Regions from separate parts of the Homo sapiens genome. Here region 1 is linked to region 2. A link is an interaction called in ENCODE POLR2A ChIA-PET data of the cell type or tissue named here. Cell type or tissue: PC-9. All regions are shown on one strand. Each heading gives the region's core, and the rest is flanking DNA. Links, peaks and the distances in the headings are about the cores only. Region 1 has its middle 39 kb from the start of LINC01990. Region 2 overlaps BBX (BBX high mobility group box domain containing).

The links. Peaks named below come from ENCODE experiments on the same cell type or tissue, not always from the same donor. Only the 100,000 strongest peaks of a DNase experiment are listed, where the experiment ranks them.
Region 1: POLR2A ChIA-PET joins it to region 2 with 8 read pairs; 2 of 35 experiments call an interaction of 5 or more read pairs at or near these places.

The regions. Positions count from the first base shown.
Region 1 is chr3:107,464,056-107,476,046 of GRCh38, reverse strand. No RefSeq gene overlaps it. Among named protein-coding and RNA genes, the nearest start is that of LINC01990, 39 kb to the right of the region's middle. RefSeq lists enhancers at 4,635-5,373, 5,374-6,112. In PC-9, for the core only: no CTCF peak of the experiment used is centred there; DNase peaks (open chromatin) are centred at 5,316 and 7,006; H3K4me3 peaks cover 573 bases.
Region 2 is chr3:107,545,813-107,557,803 of GRCh38, reverse strand. All of the region lies in intron 2 of BBX (BBX high mobility group box domain containing), which reads right to left. Among named protein-coding and RNA genes, the nearest start is that of BBX, 29 kb to the right of the region's middle. In PC-9, for the core only: no CTCF peak of the experiment used is centred there; no DNase peak of the experiment used is centred there.

The sequences.
Region 1 (11,991 bases), core at 3,800-7,799, 80 kb after region 2:
TTTATAGTAGCATGATTTATAATCCTTTGGTTATATACCCAGTAATGGGATGGCTGGGTCAAATGGTATTTCTAGTTCTAGATCCTTGAGGAAACGCCACACTGTCTTCCGCAATAGTTGAACTAATTTACACTCCCACCAACAGTGTAAAAGCATTCCTATTTCTCCACATCCTCTCCAGCATCTGTGGTTTCCTGACTTTTTAATGATTGCCATTCTAACTGGTATGAGATAGTATCTCATTGTGGTTTTGATTTGCATTTCTCTGATGGCCAGTGGTGATGAGCATTTTTTCATGTATCTTTTGGCTGCATAAATGTCTTCTTTTGAGAAGTATCTGTTCATATCCTTTGCCCACTTTTTGATGGGGCTATTTGTTTGTTTCTTGTAAATTTGTTTAAGTTCTTTGTAGATTCTGGATATTAGCCCTTTGTCAGATGGATAGATTGCAAAGATTTTCTCTCATTCTGTAGGTTGCCTGTTCACTCTGATGATAGTTTCTGTTGCTGTGCAGAAGATTTTTAGTTTAATTCAATCCCATTTGTCCATTTTGACTTTTGTTGCCATTGCTTTTGGTGTTTTAGTCATGAAGTCTTTGCCCATGCCTATGTCCTGAATGATATTGCCTAGGTTTTCTTCTAGGGTTTTTATGGTGTTAGGTGTTACATTTAAGTCTTTAATCCATCTTGAGTTAATTTTTGTATATGGTGTAAGGAAAGTTTCAGCTTTCTATATATGGCTAGCCAGTTTTCCCAGCACCATTTATTAAACAGGGAATCCTTTCCCCATTGCTTGTTTTTGTCAGGTTTGTCGAAGATCAGATGGCTGTAGATGTGTGGTGTTATTTCTGAGGCCTCTATTCTGTTCCATTTGTCTATATATCTGTTTTGGTACCAGTACCATGCTGTTTTGGTTACTGTAGCCTTGTAGTATAGTTTGAAGTCAGGTAGCGTAATGCCTCCAGCTTTGTTCTTTTTACTTAGGATTGTCTTGGTTATACGGTCTGTTTTTGGGAGTCCATGTGAAGTTTAAAATCATTTTTTCCAATTCTGTGAAGAAAGTCAGTGGTAGCTTGATGGGATAACATTAAATCTATAAATTACCTTGGGCAGTATGGCTATTTTCATGATATTGATTTTTCTTATCCATGAGCATGGAATGTTTTTTCATTTGTTTGTGTCCTCTCTTATTTCCTTGAGCAGTGCTTTGTAATTCTCCTTGAAGAGGTCCTTCACATCCCTTGTAAGTCATATTCCTAGGTATTTTATTCTCTTTGTAGCAATTGTGAATGGGAGTCCACTCATGATTTGGCTCCCTGTTTGTCTATTATTGGTGTATAGGAATGCTTGTGATTTTTGCACATTGACTTTGTATCCTGAGACTTTGCTGAAGTTGCTTATCAGCTTAAGGAGATTTTGGGCTGAGACAGTGGGGTTTTCTAAATATACAGTCATGACATCTGCAAACAGAGACAATTTGACTTCCTCTCTTCCTATTTGAATACCCTTTATTTCTTTCTCTTGCCTGATTGCATCGGCCAGAACTTCTGATACTACGTTGAATAGGAGTGGTGAGAGAGAGCATCCTTGTCTTGTGCCAGTTTTCAAAGGGAATGCTTCCAGCTTTTGTCCATTCAGTATGATATTGGCTGTAGGTTTGTCATAAGTAGCTCTTATTTTGAGATACATTCTATCAATACCTAATTTATTGAGAGTTTTTAGGATGAAGCGGTGTTGGATTTTATCGAAGGCCTTTTCTGCATCTATTGAGATAATTATGTGGTTTTTGTCATTGGTTCTGTTTATGTGATGGATTGCATTTACTGATTTGCGTATGTTGAACCAGCCTTGCATCCCAGGGATGAAGCCGACTTGATTGTGGTGGATAAGCTTTTTGATGTGCTGCTGGATTCGGTTTGCCAGTATTTTATTGAGGATTTGTGCATCGATATTCATCAGGGATATTGGCCTGAAATTTTCTTTTTTTTGTTGTGTCTGTGCTAGGTTTTGGCATTAGGATGATGCTGGCCTCATAAAATGAGTTAGGGAGGAGTCCCTCTTTTTCTGTTTGGAATAGTTTCAGAAGGAATGATACCAGCTCCACTTTGTACCTCTGGTAGAATTTGGCTGTGAATCCGTCTGGTCCTGGGCTTTTTTTGGCCAGTAGGCTAATTACTGCTTCAATTTCAGAACTTATTATTGGTCTATTCAGGGATTTGACTTCTTCCTGGTTTAGTCTTGGGAGGGTGTATATGTCCAGGAATTTATTCATTTCTTCTGGATTGCCTAGTTTATTTGTGTAGAGGTGTTTATAGTATTCTCTGATGGTGGTTTGCATTTCTGTGGGATCAGTGGTGATATCCCCTTTATCATTTTTTTTGTTTGTTTCTATTTGATTCTTCTCTCTTTTCTTCATTAGTCTGGCTAGTGGTCTATCTATTTTGTTAATCTTTTCAAAAAAACCAGCTCCTGGATTCATTGATTTTTTTTTGAAAGGTTTTTCGTGTCTCTATCCCCTTCAGTTCTGCTCTGATCTTAGTTATTTCTTGTCTTCTGCTAGCTTTTGAATTTGTTTGCTCTTGCCTCTCTAGTTCTTTTAATTGTGATGTTAGGTTGTTGAATTTAGATCTTTCCTGCTTTCTCCTGTGGGCATTTAGTGCTATAAATTTCCCTCTAAACACTGCTTTAGCTGTGTCCCAGAGATTCTGGCATGTTGTGTCTTTGTTCTCATTGGTTTTGAAGAACTTATTCATTTCTGCCTTTATTTTATTATTTACCTAGTAGTCATTCAGGAGCAGGTTGTTCAGTTTCCATATAGTTGTGCAGTTTTGAATGAGTTTCTTAATCCTGAGTTCTAATTTGATTGCAGTGTGATCTGAGAGACTGTTTGTTATGATTTCTGTTCTTTTGCATTTGCTGAGGAGTGTTTTACTTCCAATTATGTGGTCAATTTTAGAATAAGTGTGATGTGGTGCTGAGAAAAATGTATATTCTGTTGATTTGGGATGGAGAGTTCTGTACATGTCTATTAGGTCTGCTTGGTCCAGAGCTGAGTTCAAGTCCTGGATATTCTTGTTAATTTTCTGTCTCATTGATTTCTCTAATATTGACAGTGGGGTGTTAAAGTCTCCCAGTATTATTGTGTGAGAGTCTAAGTCTCTTTGTAGGTCTCTAAGAACTTGCTTTATGAATCTGAGCACTCCTGTATTGGGTGCATATATATTTAGGGTAGTTAGGTCTTCTTGTTGCATTGATTCCTTTACCATTATGTAATGCCCTTCTTGTCTTTTTTGAGTTTTGTTGGTTCAAAGTCTATTTTATCAGAGACTAGGATTGCAACCCCTGCTTTTTTTTTTTGCTTTTCATTTGCTTGGTAGATCTTTCTCCATCCCTTTATTTTGAGCCTATGTGTGTCTTTGCATATGAGATGGGTCTTCTGAATATAGCACACCAATGGGTCTTGACTCTTTATCCAATTTGCCAGTCTGTGTCTTTTTAATTGGGGCATTTAGCCCATTTACATTTAAAGTTAATATTGTTATGTGTGAAATTGATCCAGTCATTATGATGCTAGCTGGTTATTTTCCCTGTTAGTTGATACAGTTCCTTCATAGTGTCAATGGTCTTTACAAATTGATATGTTTTTGCAGTGGCTGGTACCGGTTGTTCCTTTCCATGTTTAGTGCTTCCCTCAGGAGCTCTTGTAAGGCAGGCCTAGTGGTGACAAAATCTCTCAGCATTTGCTTGTCTGTAAAGGATTTTATTTCTCTTTTGCTAATGAAGCTTAGTTTGGCTGGATATGAAATTCTGGGTTGAAATTCTTTTATTTAAGACTGTTGAATATTGGCCCCCACTCTCTTCTGGCTTGTAGGGTTTCTGCAGAGAGATCTGCTGTTAGTCTGATGGGCTTCCCTTTGTGGGTAACCCCACCTTTCTCTCTGGCTGCCCTTAACATTTTTTCCTTCACTTCAACCTTAGTGAATCTGACAATTATGTGTCTTGGGGTTGCTCTTCTCGAGGAGTATCTTTGTGGTGTTCTCTGTATTTCCTGAATTTGAATGTTGGCCTGTCTTGCTAGGTTGGGGAATTTCTCCTGGATAATATCCTGCAGAGTGTTTTCCAACTTGGTTCCATTCTCCCCATCACTTTCAGGTACACCAATCAAATGTAGGTTTGGTCTTTTCACATAGTACCACATTTCTGGGAGGCTTTGTTTGTTCCTTTTCATTTTTCTTTTCTAATCTTCTCTTCATGCTTTATTTCATTATGTTGATCTTCAGTCTCTGATATCCTTTCTTCTGCTTGATCGATTCAGTTATTGATACTTGTGTATGCTTCACGAAGTTCTTGTGCTGTGTTTTTCAGCTCCATCAGGTCATTTATGCTCTTCTCTACACTGGTTATTCTAGTTAGCAATTCCTCTAACCTTTTTTCAAGGTTCTTAGCTTCCTTGCATTGCATTAGAATATGCTCCTTTAGCTCAGAGGAGTTTGTTCTTACCCACCTTCTGAAGCCTACTTCTGTCAATTTGTCAAACTCATTCTCTGTCCAGTTTTGTTCCCTTGCTGATGAGGAGTTGTGATCCTTTGGAGAAGAGGCTTTCTGGTTTTTGGAATGTTAAACCTTTTTGTGCTGGTTTTTCCTCATCTTCTTGGATTTATCTACTTTTGTTCTTTGATGTTTGTGACCTTTGAGTGCAGTTTCTGGGTGGACATCCTTTTTGTTGATGCTGATGCTATTCTTTTCAGTTTGTTAGTTTTCCTTCTAACAGTCAGGCCCCTCTGCTGCAGGTCTACTGGAGTTTGCTGGAGGTCCACTCCAGACCCTGTTTGCCTGGGTATCACCAGCAAAGGCTGCAGAACAGCAAAGATTGCTGCCTGTCCCTTCCTCTGGAAGCTCCATCCCAGAGGGGCACCTGCCAGATGCCAGCCAGAGCGCTTCTGTATGAAGTGTCTGTTGACTCTTGCTGAGAGGTGTCTCGCAGTCTGGAGACATGGGGGTCAGGGACCCACTTGAGGAGGCAGTCTGTCCCTTAGCAGAGCTTGAAGGCTGTGCTAGGAGACCCGCTGCCTTCTTCAGAGCTGGCAGGCAGGAACGTTTAAGTCTGCTGAAGCTGCGCCTACAGCTGCACCTTTCCCCAGGTGCTCTGTCCCAGGGAGATGGGAGTTTTATCTATAAGCCCCTGACTGGGGCTGCTGCCTTTCTTTCAGAGATGCCTTTCCCAGAGAGGAGGAATCTAGAGAGGCAGTCCGGCTACAACGGCTTTGCCGAGCTGCAGTGGGCTCCACCCAGTTCGAGCTTCCTGGTGGCTTTGTTTACACTGTGAGGGGAAAACCGCCTACTCAAGCCTCAGTAATGGTGGACGCCCTGCCCCCCCACCAAGCTGGAGTGTCCCAGGTCGACTTCAGACTGCTGTGCTGGCAGCAAGAATTTCAAGCCAGTGGATCTTAGCTTGCTGGGCTCCGTGGGAGTGGGATCCACTGAGCTAGACCAGTTGGCTCACTGGCTTCAGCCCCCTTTCCAGAGGAGTGAACAGTTCTGTCTCACTGGTGTTCCAGGTGCCACTGGGATATGAAAAAAAAAACTCTTGCAGCTAGCTCGGTGTCTGCCCAAACAGCTGCCCAGTTTTGTGCTTGAAACCCAGGGCATTGGTGGTGTAGGCTCCCGAGGGAATCTCCTGGTCTGCGAGTTGCAAAGACCGTGGGAAAAGCATAGTATCTGGGCCGGAATGCACCATTCCTCATGGTGCAGTCCCTCACGGCTTCCCTTGGCTAGGGGAGGGAGTTCCTTGACCCCTTGTGCTTCCTGGGTGAGGCAACGCCCCACCCTTCTTCTGCTCACCCTCTGTGGGCTGCACTCGCTGTCTAACCAGTCCCAGTGAGATGAGCCTGGTTCCTCAGTTGGAAATGCAGAAATCACCTGCCTTCTGTGTTGATCTTGCTGGGAGCTGCAGACCGGAACTGTTCCTATTTGGCCATCTTGCCAGCCCTCCTCCTTAAAACAAAAATTAGAAAAGGAAATTCTATATCCCAATTAGTGAGTATCCTGAAATGATTGTTCCAAGTTATATTTATGGAAAAACATTATTAATTCGGAATTAATAATGGGGGAATACCAAACTGAAGCTGTCTCATTTTATCCTTTTCCTTGGTCAGTTTGTTTGGATGCATCCCAAATGTATACCTCTGGCTCTGGCTCTCTGGATACACCTTACCTGCCAGACTTCTCCAGATTAATAGTCCGCCTTGCATTCAACAGATCCAAACCCCAACCACAAATTCTCTTCTTCCTGCTATAATATATTACCTCAGTTTAAGACAACATCAATCCAGTGAGTCATGGGCTTCATTTCTGAGACCCTCCTCTTCTTCTCCATCTTCCTTTCTGGTGTGCAGTCCCGGGAGCATCTCTCAGAGTGTCTTCCACCTATTTCCTTTCTCTGTTCTCACTGTTAATGCCCTTGTACCATCACTGATTATGTCTCACCTTGGCTCTAATGATAGTCTCCTGTCCCTTCCTCCAAGCCATCTGAAACATTGTGCCAAAATTTCTAGAGTAATTTTGCTAAAATAAAAATTTAATCATGTCACTCCAGTAATCAAACATATTTAGTCTCCTTGACTACAGGATAGAGACCCTACGGGATAGAGTTTAAAGTTGCTCGACAGGACATGTAAAGAGGCCTCTTTCTGATTACTGTTTGTCTTTTGGCCATATTTCCCTCTATTCCTCCTCGTTTGTGAACCCTAAACTCTGTTTATGCAGGGATATTTGCTTTTAGTGATGACTATGCACCCTTCTCCATCTCTTTGCTTTTAGTCTTGTAGTTACTACAGCCGAGTTTGTCATTCCTCCATCACTACCTCCATCTTTGTGTGGCCCTACTAAAAATACCACTTCTGCCAGCAGCCTTCTTTCATAATCAAATCTGGAATCATATTTCCCCCTTGCATGGGAGATACAATGAGCATCCTGCCCTTTCCCCCAGGCACATCATCTCCAGGAACATAGTTAGGTTTCCAGCTGTGAGCAGTTGCCTGAGGACATTCCTCTTGCACCTGGTACCAGGGCAGCTCACAAGTGCCAGAAGTTTTCATTCCTCAGGAGTAGCCTTTAACCAATGGAGGAAGCAAACTGGAAGATAAATACCTGAGTGTCCTTGCCCCTCAGGCTAACGAAGGCATCTTCTGTTCTGTCCCCAGAGCTCCCCAGCAACATTGAGCCCCAGTTGCTCACAGCAGGAATCTGTTCCATAATATACCTTTTGCTATCGGCTAGTCTAACTTCCTGACTCCCCTTTTGGTGCTGTCTGTGATCACCTCCCAAATAAACAACTTGTGCATGCATTCTTGTCTCATGGTTGGCTTCTGGTGGAAGCTAATGTAATACACAGTCCCTGTGCTCTCATAGCAGGCTACTTAGACTTTCCCCTTCCTAACTTCATTTAGCGTGGGCAATACTCGTTTGAGAAAAGTCGTTGAGATCAGAAACAGCATCTTTCTCAGCATGTTCCTTTCAATACCTAGCACAATCTCTTACTCGAAGTAGGCGTTCAACAACTAAAGGTTAAGTGTAAGTGCTTCAATGAAGAGGAAAATCTGCATTATGGCACTTAAAATAAAAAGATAAAAAAAATTAAGTATTTACAATAATTCTCTATAGAGCAATGACCACATCATACTTTAGAAGCTCCGCTCTAATGAACAGAACAAATTATCTGTAGCCTTCATATTCCATACTTTTTGTTGTTGTTGTTGTTGTTGTTGAGATAAGATCTCACTCTGTTGTCCAGGCTGGAGTGCAGCAACGCAGTCATAGCTCTTGCAACCTTGATCTCCTGGGCTCAAGCGATCCTCCCTCCTCAGCCTCCTTAGTAGCTGGGACTACAGGTGTGCACCATCAGGCCTAGCTAATTTTTAAATTTTTAGTAGAGGCAAAGTCTCATTAGGTTGCCCAGGCTGGTCTCCAACTCCTGGCCTCAAGCAGTCCTCCTGCTTCAGCCTCCCAAAGTGTTGGGATTACAGGCATGAGCCACCACACCCAGCCTCATTCCATAGTTTTTGAGTTACCTGGTATTGAGAGTCACATTTCCATGTACCTGACCCGTTTCACCCACTGGCCTCTAAGCTCACTAAAGACAGACCTTTGATCTATGTTTTTTTATAATACTAGCCCCTCACCTGATGTGTTGCACCCAGTATATACTCAATTCCAAAAATATGTTTTATTAATTTTTTAAATTTTATTTTATTGAGACAGTGTCTTGCTCTGTTGCCCAGGCTGGCATGCAGTGGCATGATCTCAGCTCAGTGCAGCCTCAATCTTCCGGGTTCAAATGATCTTCCTACCTCAGCCTCCCAAGTAACTGGGACAACAGGCACACACCACCATGCCTGGCTATTTTTTTTTTTTTTTTTAAATAGAGACGAGTTCTCACTCTGTTGCCCTCACTGGTGTCAAACTCCTGAGCTCATCACGCAATCCTTCTGCCTTGGCTTCCCAGAGTGCTGTTGTTACAAGTGTGAGCCACTATGCCCAGCCCAAATTATTATTTAATGAAACCAAGAATTTTAAAGCACATGAGGGTGTTTTAAAATTGTTTCTTTTTAAAGAGGTGGTTTATTTTGTTGCCCGGGCTGGAGTGCAGTGGTGCGATTTTGGCTCACTGCAATCTCTACCTGCTGTTCAAGTGATTCTCCTGCCTCAGCCTCTTGAGTAGCTGGGATTACAGGCGTGCACCACCACGCTAGGCTAATTTTTCTATTTTTAGTAGAGACGAGGTTTCACCATACTGGCCAGGCTCATCTCAAACTCCTGACCTCAAGTGATCCGCCTGCCTCAGCCTCCCAAAGTGCTGGGATTACAGGCGTGAACCACGGCATCTGGCCTATACCTGTCATTTTTGTGCCCACTATAGAAAGATAAACCAGCGGAGTTCTATTATATTACTTATACAAATTTTAAGTTGAGAGCATCCAAATTAATGAGGTTTTACTGTACTTATGAAATTAATTTGACAATTATTGAAATCAAGATCTTGTAGAGAGAGTGTGTGATTCACATTAACAGTCTCTGAATATCCTAATTGTGTAGTCTTCATTCTTTTTGGCCATCATCTCTACTGCAGCATTTATTCACATTTAGCTCTGTGTTTTCACCCCAAAGAGGCCCAGATCTTGTAACTTTTCTGCAACCAGAAAATCTAATTCATTGTTAACAGACACAGTTGTGTGTCTGCTAGGCTGCTGTAGACATAACCCTTTAAAAGTTAGCTTAGTTAAAGGAAACAAAATAACACAAAACAATAGAGGTGTGTGTGTGGAAATCAGTGTTGTATGGCCTGGACCTATTCTTACCGCTCTTATAAAGCAACTCTTTCTGTGTGTGGTGTTTCAGCTTTACTTTAATAATTAGCAAGTCTTGGTAGATCAGAATTTCACTTGGGCCTTGTCCCTTAGAAAATAGTGTTAGAGGTTCCTCTGCCAGTGGCATTGGCAGCCAAGAAGGAACAAATTAAGGGATCAGTCTGTACTCACATGTAGAGACCTTTACTTCTTGGGATGATCCAAATATCTGCGTAATTTTACAATGGAGATAAAAGTTGATGAAATACTTTTGAATAGATTGTGCATATAGATATGGCCAGAGAGCTTGTGGATGTAGTTGTTCAGATGCAGTTACTCTGCTAAAAGGAATACAGATACAACTCAAAGGTACATAAAGAAAAAAATTCTGCAGGAAACTATACTTAGGATTACATCTCTGGCATTTATGTTTCTTTATAGTATTAGCACTTTACCTGATGTCTCACACACAATGTATGCTTGATTCCAAAAATATTTTTTATTTTTATTTTATTTTTTTGAGACAGTGTCTTGCTATCTTGCCCAGGCTGGCATGTAGTGGCATGATCTCGGCTTACTGCAGCTTCAATTTCCTGGGTTCAAGTGATCCTCCTACCTCAGCCTCCAAAGTAGCTGGGACAATAGGCACACACCACCATGCCTGGCTGATTTTTTTTTTTAATTTAATAGAGATGAGTTGTCACTCTGTTGCCCAGGCTGGTCTTGAACTTCTGAATTCACTCAATTCTCCTGCCTTGGACTCCCAAAGTGCTAGCGTTACAAGTGTGAGCCACTTTTAATGGCTCACCCTGCAAAATTTAAAAATTATTATTATAATTTTTTGAGAGAGAGTCTCACTCTGTCACCCAGGCTGGAGTGCAGTGGCATGATCTCAGCTCACTGCAGCCTCCACCTTCTGGGATTAAGCAATTCTCCTGCCTCAGCCTCCCAAATAGCTGGAATTACAGGCATGCACCACCATGCCTGACTAATTTTTGTATTTTTAGTAGAGATGGGGTTTCACTGTGTTAGCCGGGCTGGTCTGGAACTCCTGACCTCAAGTAATCCTCCCACCTCTGCCTCCCAAAGTGCTGGGATTACAGATGTGAGCCACCACACCGGCCCAAAATTATTATTAAAGAACAATAAAACACATGGTTAGGGAGTAGCAGTTTATTTTAATTATGTTCCCTTTTGAAAAACATCTGACAAATATTGCAACTAGTAATAAGGTGCCCAGACAGAAGGGATTTCCCAGAAAGGAGAGGTCTGTAATCCAGGTCTTACATTGTTAACCTCAGGACTGGCTACAAACTTATTGCCTGATACAAAATGAAAATGCAGAACTCCTTGTTCAAAATGTATTAAGAATTTTTTTAGCACAGTAGAGCATTAAACCAAGTAGGGATGTGGGGCAGGTCGGGGAGAGGTGCTTGGGGACTGTGTTACTGGTGTTACTGTATAAGTCCTACACTTGTGAAACCAGTCCTGGTTACCCACCAGTTACTGAGATCCTTCTCCGCAAGATTTTGTTCTTAGTGTTTCTTGATTAAATGATGTATCCCTGGACACACATGAGAAATCCAGATTATGACTGAGTCTATAGAGGTGCTATGTAAACATGATTCTGTGATTTTTTTTTCTTATTATTCTGTGATTTCTTAATATACTAGAACCCTTATCTATCCCCCAGTGGAAGACATCAAAGATTTTTTGGGTAGGGCTGGCTCTTAATAGAACTCAATAATAGGGCCAGGTGTGGTGGTTCATGCCTATAACCCCAGTACTCTGGGAGGCCAAGGTAGGCAAATCACTTGAACCCAGGAGTGCAAGACCAGCCTGGGCAACATGGGGAAACCCCGTCTCTACCAAAAATATAAAAAAATTAGTCGGGCTTTGTGGTTTGCATCTGTGGTCCCAGCTACTTGGGAGGCTGAGGTGGGAGGATCGCTTGAGCCCAGGAGGTTGAGGTTGCAATGAGCCGAGATTGTGCCATTGCACTCCAGCCTGGGTGACAGAGCAAGACCCTGACTCAAAAAAAGAAAAAAAAAAAGGAACTTCAATAATTCATCCTAGAAGTATATGCTTGCATTCCTTCCCACTTGATTGTCAGTTGTTAAAAGCCAAGACCCCAGTCTTGGGATTCTGAGATTTCATGCAGTCATCTACCCCCATATAGTTTGGAATGAGGGAGAAATGGCAAAGGCACTTACATGATTATTTCACTATGGCCTTTCTCACAAATTCCTCCCTGATCTCTGTCCCTTGCTGAAACTGAATCTGTGTACTCCTTTTCTTTCTGGGCCACCTTCCAGGCAGGTGGAAGCCATCTCCTCTAGGCCTTTTCTCCTCCTTCCCAAACCACCCCTCCAGGCAATAGAGGGATGAGGATCGATCTTCCTGAACCAGAGAACTTGGTCTTTACTCCTGTTTCCCCACACTCTACTCCTCCTTATCTTGGAGGCCCAGCTGTATCCTTTAGTTTATCTTTGACTTGTATGACTTTGTTCTCCCTAGGGATAGAGTCAGGGGATAGAAACACTTCAGTTCTGTCTTGAAATTAGAATAAAGATGCAGAGGGCATGAGACCCACCTCTGCCGTAGATTCAGTTTTGATTGCTTAATCAGGTGAGTTTTATGTGTCTACT
Region 2 (11,991 bases), core at 5,113-9,112:
TCAATCTACTGAGCTTAAGGTATGCACTGTACTACATACAATAACTAAAACTTGGTCCCTACTGAAATAGAGCTTTAATATCTACTCCCTGAAAGATTCTGGAGGAAAAGAAGGTACAAACACTAAGAGCTGCTGCAGGCAATGTTCAAGAAATAATTCAAGAAATAGGAATGAAAGCCGGGAATAGGTCATCAGTGGAGTTCCTGGAGGGTAAGTACTGGAAAGTATCAAATGTTCACATGTATATGAGTAAGACCTTACTATAAAATAGATTACCAGCAAAAACAATGAATGTGACTGACTCTTTAATTTCCTGATCATAGATCTAGGGTTTGATTTGATAAACTGTTTGCAATTAGAGAAACAGGAATTTTTGGTGTTTCAGTGAATAATGGTCATTAGCCAATTTCTCTAACTAATGTTAGGCTTTAGCTAACGAAAGTCCATTATGATGTCTAATCATTTTGCACAGCTATCTTGGTGATGAAGGCCACACTTCTCAAAATGGAATAATCATGCCATTGTCCACTGCCATCATCCCTGAAGAATACAGAGTGGTATATCAAGTAGAAGCCACAAAATGAAAAAGAGAAAATATTCCTAAGACATCCATTTTCTTGATGGAAAATAATTTCAAATGCTACTTCTATGTTAAAACATGTAGTATATTCTCAATAGGTATGTGAATTACACCAGTGTACGCTTTTGTTAATACTCAAACTGTATACAGAACTTAAGACCTATGCATTTCACTGTATGTCAATTTTACCTCAATTTTTTAAAAAATCAAAAATCAAAAGAAGGTATACCTTATGGAATACAATATAATATTCACATGGACTTTTAAGATAAAGCATTCTAGAAACTTCAACAAACCTGAGCTCTGGCAACAAAATTTGGGCTATGACCCCTGACTTCATAAGAATATAATAGTTTACTTCCCTCTGCCACTCAGGTACTTTAGTAGAAAAATGCATGAAGTAGAATACTAAGAAACCCAAAGATCCCTCTGATTCTAGCTTCCGGGTTAATTTAAGAGGTAGCTCCAGAATCTATCCAAAAATGCTCGGTTCCTGAAAGTTTCCCAACATCTTCTTTGGTAATTTTATGTAAATTGAGCCTTTTCTGGAAATTTATAATGGGTAACCTGCTAGGATTACTACTTAAGGTAGTCTGTGCCTTAACACGCATTTCCTAAAGCAATCTCTTCATAAAAAATAAATACCAGAAAATCGGCACAACCACAGTGACCCCAGCCTCATTGGTTCTGTTAATCAAAGGAATAACTGCAGAAAGGTACCAGGTACTTATAAAGCTGTATAACACCCAGCATTTACATGTAATACTTCCCTGCAGGGAGAAGGGCTCTGAAAGTTTGCTTGGCAAAATGGTTCTGACTCAAGGCCAGCATCTAAACAGCATCTAATTCAAAAAAAATTAAATAAACAAAATACACACATACCAAAATTATGAATCTAATATGAACCATTTTTATATATACTAATAAATAGATAAACCTGTTCAATAAACATCTATTGAATCACAGTGTTAAATAGGCAGTGGAGTCTATTAACCAGTAATTTTCTAAAATGAAAGGCAAAGTCCTAGTGTCTTGGAAGAACCTGACAGGACAGCAGCAAAGAGTGATATAATATCAGAGCCCGTGAACCAAAAGAGTTGAGCAGATCCCTGAGCCACGGCCAGTACTTGATCTGACAGTGGACAGAAGGACTTGGTGTGGAAGAACATGGCTTTCTCAACCCTGACATCAACCTCACAAGATCAGGGATAAACTTCAAAGCCTCCTACTTGCCATAATGCCCCATTATGTTTCTATCACAAACAAATTTATTTAAATTATATTTTTGCAGAAATATGTATTTTCTATTATCTTTTCTGAGGACAACAGTTTATAACAGTTCTGCCCTAATGTTTAAGACAGCCATGAATCCCAAGGGGAGGACTATTCATACAGAAATTTTTAGGACTCTAAGAAATTACTACTTGTTCAGATTCACCAGAATTTGAGTGATTAATCCTTTGATGCTTCATCCATGATTTCACAGGATGAAACCAGAGACGCTTTCAGCATTCAAGAAGAGAATCTTCTTCAGTGGCAGCTTTCCATCCCAGCAGTGTTACAGATGCCTTTCCTTGGGGCTTCTTTAACTCACATCTTTCTAACCGAGGGATACATAATTGTATTTTCAGAACATGAACACCACATTCTTAAACATGAGTGGGATAGTAGTTTTGGTTCCGGTTCTGCTTTTTGATGAGTAACTTTTTTGTTTGATCTTCATGATCATAACAGTGATGTGATCACAGCAGTCAATGTCTTCTTGAAAAGTTAACAAGCACTCTCCAAGCTTTTTCTGGGTCTTAATGACCCAATTGGTGAATTACTTAGCCCTTTGCATATTACCTTCCCTTTGCTAAAATGCCCTTGGAAATCTATAAATTCCTTTGTGAGCTAGGTATATAGAAAATCTTAAATCAAGGAACCAACACAAGAAACGTATTCCAACTGTTCTATATTGTTTAGCCAAATAATCCTGTTCTCACCCCATCTACTCAAAAGTACATGCAAATAGAGAGAAGATAGGAGGTGGGAAACTGAGCAACTACACCTCAAATAGGAGCTTTGGTTTAGCAGAAACAAATATCAATACTATGAAAATAAAGTAGAAACATATGTATTTTGTTGTTGTTGTTGTTGTTGTTGTTGTTGTTTTGAGACGGAGTTTCGCTCTTGTTGCCCAGGCTGGAGTGCAATGCCACGATCTCGGCTCATTGCAACCTCCGCCTCCCAGGTTCAAGCGATTCTCCTGCCTCAGCCTCCCGAGTAGCTGGAATTACAGGCATGCGTCACCATGCCCGGCTAATTTTGTATTTTTAGTAGAGATGGGGTTTCTCCATGTTGGTCAGGCTGGTCTTGAACTCCCGACCTCAAGTGATCTGCCCGCCTCAGCCTCCCATAGTGCTGGGATTACAGGCATGAGCCACCACGCCCAGCTACTTTATCAATCTTTTAAAATGTCATTGGACTCAGGACACAATTAAGAATTCTCCTTTTCTTTTGAGACAGGGTCTCACCCTGTTGCCCAGGCTGGAGTGCAATTGCATGATCTTTCTAGAAATCTAGAAAATAAGTACTCACGAATCAAAGAGCTACAGAAACTAGACAGAATAAATTAAAGAATAAAAAATGCATAAGTTAAACTCCGCAAGTAACCATACCTTTTGGTTACTTTGTATATTAAAATTTGTATATTACCTTCTCTTTGCCAAAATGCCCTTGGAAATCCACAAATTCCTTTGTGAGCTAGATACATATAAAATCTTAAACCAAGGAATCAACACAAGAAAAGTATTCCAACTGTTCTATATTGTGTTTCAAAAGTAAGTGAAATGACATCAGTCTATTTACAATTTCTTGGATACCAGGTCACTAAAAACAGACCATTCTACACATAGAAAATGTGAGTGAAAAAAGACCAATTTATTTTCCACAAGTAACAGCCAAAAGGGGTTTTTAAATTAAGAATGACTAATTCTCTAAATCCGTAATCAATAATCCCTCACCACTGTCTGTTTTATTCCTTCATGTTCAGCTTCTGTTCTCCAGTAAAGGAACAGCCTTCCCCATACCCGGCACTCCTGGGTTTAGATCCCAAATCCCTTTACCTTCTCTACACGCGTATTCAATTTCCTATCAACATTTGATGCATATCATAATCAACTTCAGGAATTGTGAAAAACATACATTCTTGGATCCCACTCTCAGTTTCTTATTTGTTCAGGAATAGACAAATAGGGTAATTAACTGCTTATCTGGAGAATCCAGAAGAAAAAAAAACACATAACAAACCTAAAATACTACCATCTTCCTGAAAGAACATAGTCCACCATTGTTAGAAATCTAGAAAATAAGTACTCAGGAATTAAAGATCTAATAACACTAGATAGAATAAATTAAAGAATTAATAAAATATGCATAAGTTGAACTGGGTAAGTAACCATACCTTTTGTGTAAAATTAATACTGTTTCAAAAAACAAGTGAGATAGTAATCAGAAATCACAGCTAGACCTCAAGTTCTCAGTGACTTCTTCATCTACCCTTCCTCTTTAGTGAATGATACAGTATCTTTCAGTTGTTGACTTGGATTCTCCTGCCAGCTACGGTTTTCTTGTCCTTAACTCAGTTTCTAAAATCTACCTCTCCTATTAGGCCCCAGGTCCCTCCTCCCACAAACTGCCCTCATAGACACAGTTCTCATACATCCAATCTGTCCTTTAGCCCATACGTTAAAAAGCCAGGACTTAGATTTTAGCAATAATTACTTGGGAGCACGGGAGAAAGTAGCAATATGGTAACTGACTTAGCCTCTAGAGTTAGAATGACCAGAACTCAAATCCTGAAGCATAGAAATAGCTACATGGATAGATATTTAACCACCTGGAGTCTTAGGTTCTTCATAGATAAAATGGTAAACAATAATGTCTATCTCTTAGTCTTATTTGTAAAGATTAAATAAGATGGTTTAAAATATCTATCACATTGTCTGATACATAATGTTCCATAATCAGTAGTAATTATTATTGTGAATACAGAGGATTTTATGAAAACAGTATAATGCAATGAGAATGTTCAACACTCATTTTAATGGGATGCCTAAATACCAAATAAGCCAAATTTTTCACTACTGACCAAACCATTCAAACTCAGCAAATTTAGCAGATCCTTAGCACCCTGAGATCACTGTTAACACCAAAATAAAATTTTTGAAATCAACATTTTTCTTTATGAAGTCAAAAGACGTATAGCATTTAAAGGGTGGGTAAAATTAGGTCTTCACTACCTCAGCAAAAATGACTAAAAATGGCTTTGATCTATAAATCCCTATATATTTGGAAATGCAATGTCCTTAGAGATTGCGTATCTCCTTGCCTCTCAACATGGATGTTGAGACTAGCTGAAATATATCTGTGCTTCAGACCTGAAAAAGGAAATTATGAAGAAACCATATTAGAATTTGTCATGTTACTTCAAAAGAAATAACCTTTAGTTGGGGCAGGAAAAATGGGGATGAATCCAATTGTGATTAATTTTTAAGCACTTTTACTGATTTTTAAAATACAATTTTACTTTCAACAATGATTTAGAGAAGTCACTTGATTTCACACTTTTCTATCTGTAACAATGGAATAAATCCTATATGTCCCAAGTCCCTAATGTCTATTTTCCCTACCATAGCGAAAGCTCGTGGGGGTACCTATTTTTATTTACTTCATATTCCCAGGCCTTAATACCATGCCTAGGTTTCTGTGGTTATCCATTTAAGAGTTTACCTTTGAATACATTAAGAATTGTTTCAGTTGCTTCTCTAACATGAGCAGAGGATCAGACCAAGTCCAAGAGCAATCCCTTTTTTTTTTTTTTTTTTTTTTTTTTAATGAAACAGGGTTTCTTCTGTTGCCCAGGCTGGAGTGCAGTGTGGCATGATCATGGCTCACTGCAGCCTTGACCTCCTGGGCTCAAGTGATTCTCCTACCTCAGCCTCCCAGGTAGCTGGGAGTACAGGTGTGGGCCACCATGCCTGGCTAACTTTTTGTATTTTTTAGTATAGACAAGGTTTTGACATGTTGTCCAGGTTGGTCTTGAACTCCTGGGCTCAAGAGATCCGCCTGCCGCAGCCTCCCAAAGTGCTGGGAATACAGGGGTGAACCAGTGCGCCCAGCCCCAGGAGCAATCCTTTAACGCTGTACTAAACTCTCACAGCTGAAACAAACCCAGCAATTATTTATTGGGGAATCTTCCATGTGCCATGTACCCTGTTCAGAAAAGCTCAATGTTCTGCAACTAAAGTAAACATAGGGCTTTCTTCAGCCTCTTACATGAAAAAGGATAATAGTCTGGAACTTGTGAAGAATACAAATAATCTGAATTTTAAAATATTTCAATTTGTCAATGTTTATGAGCAGCTCTTCCCCATGTGGCCCTAACAGGGCACAGAGTCACAGGGAATTACTCCCAGAAGGATGTTCCTGATCATTCCAGGGCAGGCTCTTATTTATAAATGAGAAAACTAAGGCCTGTTGAAATAAAGTGTCTGGCACAGGATACTCACATCAGTGTAAAAACCAGGGTTGAGATCTGGTTTAACAATTTTCAGGACTATATTCCCTTACACACAAATCTATTAATGAGGTCGGTGATGCCAGAAAGAAAGGATCATGCATATTACATTTTTATATTGCCTCTTCTTACAGTCTTATACATTTATGCTAGATGTGAAAGCAAAAGCTGATACGGTTTTTCCGAAGAATGCTTCCCCCAACAAAAATGCATTGTATTAACAAAACTTAAACAGCATCACTATTGTAAATGTTTCTTTAAAAGAAGAAAAAGATGGGTGAAATGCTTTCGTGGAAACCACTTCATAACACTGATGATCATAAAGAATTTTCACATAAAAATCAACAAAGTGTTGTCACTGGGCTCATTAGTAATCGAAGATGCAGCATCAAATAATTAACTAACACGTGGCTACTTCTGTATTTCCTCTCTCCTTTCCTGGTATGTGTGTGTTTGTATGTGAGTATGTATAACACAGAATATACAAAGGGTCCAAAAGAACTATAAAAATATATTTACAGTGTATAAATATTGAACTGTGCTGTAAATTACCTGTTGATATAATAACTTTATTTAACATTTTTTTTGCCTTCATAATGTTTTATAAGAGCTCCTAGGAGAATGACTTAGATAGCGCTAAACTCTCCAAAAAAGTTGTTCCAGGAAATTTGATTTGAGGTTTTCATTTTCTCAAAAAGAGTTCCTATAGCAAAAGGAGGCATTCAAAATCATTCCACTGAGCTACAGTTGAAGTACTTACTTTAGTGTGCTGTCAATTCCGCCTCTAAAATATCACTTACCTCTATCCAGGTCTCTATAGTCCCTATGGCCACCCTAGATGAGTAATTACTTCCAGCTCTGATGCTGTAATAGTCTCCTCATCTGAGGCTCCTGCCACCCATACCCTGCTCCAATGTCACCAGTGTTGGCTACCAAGCCTGCTTTAGATCCTACATGGTTGGCCTGGCAACTATGACCTCCCCAGGATCTGACCCTGATCTTACTTAGAAGATACATTTCCCTTGTAGTTACTCTTTCTTCAGCTGAACTGAATCACTGCTGGAGCCCCTAAACTCTGTTGTACTTCCCAATCTCTGGCATGCCATTGCTTGCGGTTTACCCCTCACCAAAACTGTCCTTTCCCCTCATTTATTCATCTAAAAAAATTATTTCCAACCTATGCTGTACCACCTGCTAAAAATACAAAGCCAAATAAGGTGATCTCCCCACGCTCAGGGGGATGTGCCCAAATCCCATTCAACTCCAAGGCCCATTTCAAGTTTCCATGAGGACTTCCCCAACAATAGCGTCAAAAGTTACCGATCCCTCATCTGACCATATTGTCTGTACCTCTCCAGAGTGACTAATCACTTTATCCAAGAGTCAACAGTTGACTCTTGGTATTGAGCATCTACTATGCCCAGGTATGTGCTAGATTATTCCCCTTGTGTTATCTCATTAAGGTCTCATAGGAAAGTTGTTTCTGTACTTCTTCCTCTCTCTTCCTGTTGTATACACTCCTTGTGAGCATGTATCTTACCTATCCTTATCTACTTTGTAACATTCACAGTGCCTAGAATACAGGAGATGCTCAATAAATACATGCTGAAAAAATTAATATCTATAAATGAATGTATAAATGAATGAATAAGGAGGAAAAGAAAGTATTTATTCCCATAAGAATTTTTGAAAAATTAATATTAGCTCTTCTCCCTTGTCCTGGCTCCTTGAGAGTTATTTTAAAATTTAAATGCACCTTTCCTTCCATTCAGTATTAAAAAAAAAAAAAAAAAAGGTAAGAACAAGCACGCTTACTTAAGACACTTTTTCTCAGTCCAAAACACCCACTTAATAGCTCACCTGACTGCTATTAGGAATTTCAAGGAAAAGTCTTAAGAGAAGTATCAATCAGCACTTCAGCTGCAAGGAATGCACATGGCTTGCCCCTAATTCTGCCAACTATGGAGAAAGCCATCCAGAGTACCAGGCATCCTCTTCCAAGCATAATAGTAGATTCCCAAAAGTCTGCCACCAGGTACAAACTTCTGTACAACTTTTCATGCTGAACAGGAATGTCTCCAAGTCTGCCAGAGCTACTCTAAAAATGGTGCAGAAAAAGACGTGCATGTCTTGGAAGAGGACGGACATCCCTAAGGTCAGCACACTGTTCGCTATCTTTGCACACACCTATCCTGGACTTGCATAATTCCTGAGAGTATGATCCCTATCTCATCACAAACCACACTCTAGAGCAACCTCCCCTCTCTCTCCTTCCCTTGCTTTATTTTTCCTATAACATATAGCCATCTAATATGCACCATACAGCTTACTTATTTTATTTATTTTCTGTTTTCCCCCACTAGAAAGTATACTTCATAAAGGCAGTATTTTTAATGGTCTTATTACTATAGTCCCAGGAACTAGAATGGAGCCTACCCCATTTATTGAGTAAAAGCTTGATAAATGTTTGTTGAATAAATACAATTATTTTACTATTTATTTTTCATATTCTATTTTTAAAACTTTTTGATTCAGGGAATACAAGTGTAGGGTTGTTACATGGGTATATTGCATGATGCTGAGGTTTGAGATACGGATGGTCCTGTCACCCAGGTGGTGAGCATACCCAATGGTTAGTTTTTCAGCCCATGCTCCCCTCCTTCCCTTCCCCATCTAATAGTCCCCAGGGTTTGTTGTTCCCATCTTTATGTCTATGGTGTATTCAATGTTTAGCTCCCACTTATAACTGAGAGAATGTGGTATTTGGTTTTCTGTTCTTACGTTAATTTGCTTAGGATGATGGTCTCCAGTTGCATCAATGTTGCTGCAAAGGACATGATTTTGTTCCTTTTTTATGGCTGCATAGTATTCCACAGTGAATATGTACTACATTTGCTGTATCCAATCCACTGTTGATGGGCACCTAGGTTGATTCCACGTCTTTGCTATGGTAAACAGCACTGGAATGAACATAACAGCCCATGTGTCTTTTTGACAAAACAAATTACTTTTCTTTGTGTGTATACCCAGTAGTAGACTGCTGGGTCAAATGGTAGTCCTATTTTAAGTTCTTTGAGAAATCTCCTAACTGCTTTCCACAGTGGAACTATTTAAATAATATTCTGCTTTGTCTTTAAATGTATACTACTAACCATTATTAAGATCTCTCCCAAAACATCTCCCAAACATCTCCCAAAACATCTCCCAAAAACATCTCTCCCAGATGTTTTCTGCATCTGTTTTTCTCATTCATAAATTATCAGACCACATAGTATGCTTATAAATAGACAAATGGAACACACACATAAACACAGATACGCTAAACACGTCTAACGAAAAAGGCAAAAGTGTTTTTAGCAAGAGTATAAATTTATGACTAGTAAGTAGCTTTATATAGGTAGTATCTTTTTAATTTTCAAAATGACTTCAAAAGGTAACTATTATTTTCCTCGTTTATGGATGAGGAAACTAGAATCCAAGAGGTTAAGTGCCTTGTTCATACTGACACAGTTAAGAAGTGGTACAAATGACATTCAAACAGGAGTTGTCTGACACACAATCATACGTCCAAACCTCGATGCCTCCCAGGTAAGTATTTAAAACACCAACTTAATTAGGCTCTGAGAGTGTGGCTGAGCCCAGAATTGCATTTTATATCATGAGAAAGAAGCCATAAAAATGACAAAGACAAGCAACCATTCCAGGAATCAGCAATTAGAATCTAGGTGTCAGAGTCCCTAGATATGTGATGAAAGTAGAAAAGGAGTTGGCTTTGGCCCTCCTGTGTGATTCCACCTAAGTTACTCAACCTCTCAAAGTCTCAGTCTCAAAATTTGTCAAATAACAGAGAAATGAAGAATAAGATCAATAGAAGGGAAAGAAGAAGGGGAGGGGAAGGAAGGAGAGCAGAGTGAGGTGGGGGAGTGGAGGAAACAAGAAATTGGGGGTTGGATAAATTACATCTACCAGTAATATTTGTTATGATCTTCAAAGTGAGATATCTGAAAGTACACAGAAGAGTGCCGGGTACACCACAGGCAGTAAGTACATATTATATTTAATATCATATTTTATTCATTTATTGAAGGGTAGAACAAATATAAAACGAAAAGAAAACCAACTGGGATAGGTTTCATGGGAATCTGTGAGAGATCTGATCAGATCTTAAAGTCGTATGTCAAAAAAGCTTGCAAAATTCAAAATTCAGCCTTACATTTCATTCATTCATGAATGCTCATTTACTTAGTAGGTATTGAACTAGGTACTGTGAAGTCATGGAGGGCACAATCATCACTTACACAAATAAGATGAAGTTCAATGATTTCATTGACTGAGCAGATACTTACTGAATGGTCACCAATACCATTAGCTTATTAAAGATACTGTTTTAGAGCCATTATCAGTTCTTTCAAATTTTTCTTTCAGTTCTGCAGTATAATTACAATTTATGCCATCATCCCGACTACAGCTGAGATTCAAAGCTATAAATATTCACAAACAAAAAAAATTGAGGATGTTTGAGCTTTATTTCATGTTGTCTAGGGAAATACTTCTCTTATACTACCTCATTATAAAACAACTTGTTTAGATAACTGTTACTTGAATAGCTCTTATACATTTGTAAAGCAAGGAAATAAGCATTGATTAATCTTTCAAACTATCTTGAACATTATAAAGTTTACCTAAAATATTCATGCCCACAAGTCAGAATAAATAAACTAACAGAACAGTTATGTTAATATACTATAACAGAAACTGGTTGAGTAAGAAGTTACTCAGCAAATCAATATAATTGCTTCTCCTTCTGAAAATACAGCAGTAGTAGAGAGGATAAAGGAACCATATATTACTTTCAGATACAGTAACTATATTACATTTATAAAGAAATAAGATAGTTTTTCAGGTCCCAAATCATGATCAAATATCTAATTCACACACTTTAAATCAAAAAGGCATTTAACAGAAATTTTCTTCTTGGATTAACATGGATTTTTATAACAGTAAAATGTAACTTTTTAAATTATTTAACTCAGAAGTCCCAACCCTTTCAATAAACAACAAAGAAAGTAATAAAAATTCACGACAGGCTACATGTTTCTGATACAAGTTTCTTACAGAAATTATCTGTCTCATGTAAGATAAGATGATGTAGCCCTAAAAAGATTTGTCACTAAAAGCACATAATAACAACTGATTTAATCATATGGTTCTGTGTATCATGGAATCTAAAAAATCTGGGTTTTATGTCACAAAAAGTAAGTAAATAACTAGTGTTCTGACAATGGGCTATAAAAACTATGGTCCTTAAGTTGCCCAAACTAAAATTTCCTAGATTTATGACAGTAGTAAAGGTAAAACAAAATTGCAAATAATTTATAGGCAGGAATGACTAGAGAAGACGTAACATCTTGGCACAGTCTTAGGAGTTAAGGAATGAAAATATGGATGGTCAGTAGCTCCCAGGTCTTAGATCTTCAGAAGGCACAGAAGAGTGTGCTGATTCAAACAAACTAACGTTATCTAATGAGTCCGAGCTAGGAAGCTGCATGAAAGCTTGGGACAGGTTGTGTATTACAGTGCAGTCAAACTGTTCAGTAGCCAGTGGGTTAAGCATGACCTTGAGGTTTCATGTGTAATACTCCTGCTAGAAACAATTAGCACCTTTGAGCTACGATAAACAAGCACTCTACTTTTTACAAACCAGCAACATTTTAGTGCCCTTTCTACCAAACTGTGAGGAGGATTAGTAAGAGAGCACCATTTCAAAAATCTTTGTTTGAAACCCTGTGTTTTACAACCATGTCACTGAGCCAAATGAAAGCCCCAGCATGACTGTGGTTTTATCCACTTA